Regions from separate parts of the Homo sapiens genome. Here region 2 is linked to region 1. A link is an interaction called in ENCODE POLR2A ChIA-PET data of the cell type or tissue named here. Cell type or tissue: GM12878. All regions are shown on one strand.

Evidence for each region. ChIA-PET counts read pairs that join two places held together with the same protein. Peaks named below come from ENCODE experiments on the same cell type or tissue, not always from the same donor. Only the 100,000 strongest peaks of a DNase experiment are listed, where the experiment ranks them.
Region 2: POLR2A ChIA-PET joins it to region 1 with 14 read pairs; 2 of 35 experiments call an interaction of 5 or more read pairs at or near these places.

The regions. Positions count from the first base shown.
Region 1 is chr3:98,554,859-98,557,358 of GRCh38, reverse strand. No RefSeq gene overlaps it. Among named protein-coding and RNA genes, the nearest start is that of GPR15, 24 kb to the right of the region's middle. RefSeq lists enhancers at 796-875, 1,006-1,325, 377-1,576. In GM12878, no CTCF peak of the experiment used is centred here; DNase peaks (open chromatin) are centred at 938 and 1,396; H3K4me3 peaks cover 2,233 bases; H3K27ac peaks cover 2,500 bases.
Region 2 is chr3:98,737,774-98,740,273 of GRCh38, reverse strand. It overlaps a transcript of ST3GAL6 not described here. Among named protein-coding and RNA genes, the nearest start is that of ST3GAL6-AS1, 6.4 kb to the right of the region's middle. In GM12878, no CTCF peak of the experiment used is centred here; no DNase peak of the experiment used is centred here.

The DNA.
Region 1 (2,500 bases):
GGATAAATTGAGATAATATATGAGGACATGCTTCACTAATTGTAGTTATACAAAAATGCTGGTTATTGGTCACAAAAAAGGCAGATGTGCTTTTGAAACATTCAGACTACGGTTTGACAATGGGGCCAGTCTGCCTGTATTCCATCATTTTTACTCTCCTTTTCTATTAACTCCATGTGTCCACTTTCTCATCCTAAAATTGGAATAAAAATATTTACTCTCCTGGTTGCTTAAAGGATTGAAATAGAAATGCATGTAAAGTAGAAAAGTATCTGTCTCTCCCCGTCTCTACTCCAGTAAGTGATCAACCAAAGTTGTTGCAATTTCCTTCCAAAATCCACAGGCAATGACATTAATCTGTGTTATGCTCAATCAAAAGGCATGCCCCAGTGACCCAGAAAAGAAGAAACCTGTGACATTCCCATTATTTCCCACAGGGCACTGATCACTTTCTACTTCTCCTAGCTCACCGTGTCCATCACTCATTCCTCAACCCTTTGGGTGGGAATGAGGCATTTGCCCCTACCAGTCTATTAAAATTGCACCTAAATTTACCTTAGAGGAAGTAAATTATAAAGAGCTCTTTGGACTGTTAAAAGTGAAGTGATGTATTTAGAAAGCGAGAGAATTTAAAAATACAGAACCATGATCAATTCTGTTTTAACTTGCAGTATATAGTTGAGAGCATGGTGTACAGGTGGGAACTGGAAAAACTGATTATTTGTTACAGTTGTTATATTTCTGAAAAAGGTGTTTATTCTTGTTTTCTTCACATCTGTTTCCAGTTGCCACTTGTCTTCTTGGGTGGAAATAACTTCTTTTCTATGAACTGGCAGAGTTTCTCTGGGTGTGGGGAGGTTCTGAACTTTGCGTGAGAGTGCTCTCCTTAGTTCAGTAATGAGATCAGTCACCAAGTCACCCCTTTGCTCTCTGGTGATGGCTGCCACCTCTTGCTTTCATGAGAAATGATAAAGCAAATGAGTCAGTGCCTAGGACCCTTCAAGAATGGCACGCGATGCTCAGCTAACCTCAAACCTTAGCTCTAGCTAAGGAGGTTTCAAAAAAAAGCCTTTGAGAAACTCTCCTTCCAGAAATACAGGCATGCATCTGGCTTCCTTCTCTTTTTCTCTATTGGCCTTTTATTTGGCGTTCTGGATTTCATTTAACTTTTTAAAAACACTGAAGTATGATTTTTAGTTTGAATAAAAAAGCAGTGATGTAGTAACCTGTGATCTTCCCCTTTAAGGTAAGATTCTGCAAAATTTTATGAAAAGACAATGTAGTTTTGCATAGTAGATGAGGGCAGAAATGTTTACTTTCCTAATTACCAGTTACCTCCTGGTCAACAAGTACAATCTGAGATCTTTTTGCTTACGTAGCGCTGTCAATTTCCTTTTTTCACCTGAGATAATCTTTTGTTTCGATAACTGTTTTCATAACCCATGCCGTGTTTTTTCCTCTGTTGTTTTTCTTTTTCTTTTTCTTTCTTTTTTTTTTTTTCAGACGGAGTTTCGCTTTTGTTGCCCAGGCTGGAGTGCAATGGCGCCATCTCGGCTCACCGCAACCTCCGCCTCCTGGGTTCAAGCGATTCCCCTGCCTCAGCCTCCCGAGTAGCTGGGGTTACAGGCATGTGCCGCCATGCCCTGCTAATTTTGTATTTTTAGTAGAGACGGGGTTTCTCCATGTTTGTCAGGCTGATCTCAAACTCTCGACCTTAGGTGATCCGCCCGCTTCAGCCTCCCAAAGTGCTGGGATTACAGGCGTGAGTCACCACGCCTGGCCCCGTTTTTCTATTTTTTAAACTACAGTAATTCTCTTTGATTTAAATATTTGTAAAGATATGTACAATAAAACTATTCTTAAATCATAGGGGAAAACAAAATATGGAGCAATAGAGCAATTCTAAATGAAATGCAAGCCTAAACTACTTTTTTAACAAGCTTTGTAAATAATCACTTGTTTGCAAAGGAGGTGGTGATTCATGTGAGAGGAGTAGAAAGAAAGATTTTGGTCCCTTTGAAATTTTATTATTGTTCTTCTAAGTACATCGTCTAGAAAGAAAGCAAACCAATAGCGTTTTGGAATTGTTTAGTCACTAATTGTATTCCATGAGCATTCTTTCTGGTTCACTGGAATTCAGTGTATAAGTCTGGGGACAAAGTGAAGCTCTGAAGTTATGAGCTTTGGACAGCAGGATGGCGAATTAAGGTGGTGGAAAAGGAAACTTTGATGTTGGAGAAACTGGTGTAGCTCAGAACGTAGAACAGAAAAAGCCAACTATTTGGCCAAAGTATCCATCTTTTAAAGAGATACAGTTTTAATCAAGTGAACAGGTAGGACTTCAGTCTGGGTGTTTATTTTTGTCTATTTATACAAATTCTTTATCACTCAGATCAAAGAGTTTGCATTAGGTAGTATTATGTTTCTATATTTTCTTAAATCAATATACACAATGAATTGTTATTAGATCATAAGAAATGCCAAACTGGATCAGATTTAC
Region 2 (2,500 bases), 180 kb before region 1:
AGAAGAACCATACACATCAAATTTGTAAAAAAAAAAAAAAAAAAAAAAGTGTTTTGCAATAAGAGAGCCAGATTTGCCCTCCAAAAAATTCAGTGTGTGCAAAATATTTATAGTTACTTGGTGATCAGAAAACACACATATCTCCTTACATCCCGTTTATCAAAAAATCCAATTATTTATCATTTAATTGTAGCATATCTGGGATAAAAGAATAATAATTAGCTAAATCACTTCGACATCTACCTGAAATATTGGCTTTAAATATTAAAAATATTTTGACAGCAATGTCCTTTATCTCACAAGATCACTTACAACAGAAAGCTCCTTTAATTACCACAACCTATCAATTAAATAAGATTATAAATTACATTTAATTGCTGTTCTAAAATGTAGTTGAAAAATTCATTTGTACCCTATTTGAATGCCTGGATTATCTATCACCTCACTGCTCTCATCTAAATGCAACTGCTTAACCCATCTTACAGTTTTTAAATGCAATGAGTTATCCACAAAAAAGACAGAATTAAAAAAATAAAATCTACAATCTCCTTTTATTCTTTGGCCCTATGCTAACCATAGAAAATGTACACATTCCCTATATCTGCTTCCTCCACCCCTTAATACATTAAGGACTCTTACATATTAAAGTTGCATAAGATTTTAATAAAAGCATTTGAGACTTCCTTCTAGGTTTCCTGCCTAAATATTTGTAATGGAATATTTCCTAAGCTGAAAACCCCACTAAGAGGTCAGAAGCAACAGGCTGATACCTCTTAAGACTAAAATCTAATGGTATGGGAAAGGTGATTTCATAGAATCAGCTCAAAGACAAGAGGTCTGTGTTTATATGGCATTTTGCATGGGTTTTTTTGGGGTTTTTTTTTTGTTTGTTTGTTTTCTGTCTCAATTTCCTTCAAGTCAAGTCTACTACTGGTTATTTCTCATCTTCTGCTAGCTTTAGGCTTGGTTAGCTCTTGTTCCTCTAGTTTCTCTAGATGTGATGTTAGGTTGTTAATTTGGGATCTTTTTGAATTTTTGATGTAGGCATTTGGCACTATAAACTTCCCTCTTAGCAGTGCTTTAGCTGTGTCCCAGAGATCTGGTATACTGTATCTTTGTTCTGATTAGTTTCAGAGAACTGATTTCTGCCTTAATTTCACTGTTTTCCAAAAAGTCATTCAGGAGCAAGTTCTTTAATTTTCATATAATTGTATGGTTTTGAGTTATTTTCTTAGTATTGATTTCTATTTTTATTGCATTGTGGTCTAAGAGTGTGGTTGGTATGATTTTGGTTTTTTTGAATTTGCTGAGGATTGTTTTATATCCATTTGTGTGGTTGGTTTTAGAGTATGTGCCATGTGCAGATGAGAAGAATGTATATTCTGTCATTTTGTGGTGGAGAGTTCTGTAGATGTCTATTAGGTACATTCTGTCAAGTTCAGGTCCTGAATATCTTTGTTAGTTTTTGGCCTTGATTATCTGTCTAATACTGCCAGTGGGGTGTTAAAGTCTCCCACTGTTATTGTGTGGAAATCTAAGTCTCTTCATAGGTCTTACCTTGTGAATCTGGGTGCTCCTGTGTTGGCTGCATATATATTTTGGATAGTTAGGTCTTCCTGTTGAATTGAACCCTTTATCATTATGTATTGCCCATCTGTATTAGTTCATTCTCACACTGCTATAAAGAAATACCTGAGTTTGGGCACAGTGGCTTATGCCTGTAATCCCGACACTTTGGGAGGCCGAGGCAGGAGGATTGCTTGAGCCCAGAAGTTCAAGACTAGACTGGGCAACTCAGTGAGACCCCGTCTCTACAAATAATTTTTTAAAAAATCAGCCGGGTGTGGCGGTGTGTATCTGCAGTCCCAGCTACCTAGGAGGCTGAGATGGTAAGATTGCTTGTGCCCATGAGGCTGAGGCTGCAGTGAAGAATGATTGTGCCACTGCATTTCAGCTTGTTCAACAGAGTGAGACCCTATCCAAAAAAAAAAGAAAGAAAGAAATACCTGAGACTAGGTAATATAAAAAGCAAAGAGGTTTAATTGGCTCACGGTTCTTCAGGCTGTACGGAAAGCATGACTGGGAGGCCTCAGGAAACTCACAGAAGTCTCCTGGCAAAAGGTGAAGGGGAAGCAGGCACATCTTACATAATTGGAGTAGGAGGAAAGGCGGGGGTGGGGGGAGGGCGGGGGGAGGCTAAACAACCAGATCTTGTAAGAACTCACTCAGTATCAGAAGAACAGCACCCAGGGGGATGGTGTTAAACGATTAGAAACTGCCCCCCATATCCAATCACCTCCCATCAGGCCCCACCTCCAACACTGAGGATTACAATTGAATATGAGATTTGGGTGGGGGCACAGATCCAAACCATATCACTATCTTTGTCTTTTGTGGTTTTTGTTGGTTTAAAGTCTGTTTTGTCTAAAATTAGAATAGCAACCCCTGCTTTTTTCTGTTTTCCATTTGCTTGCCAGACTTTTCTCCATCCCTTTACTTT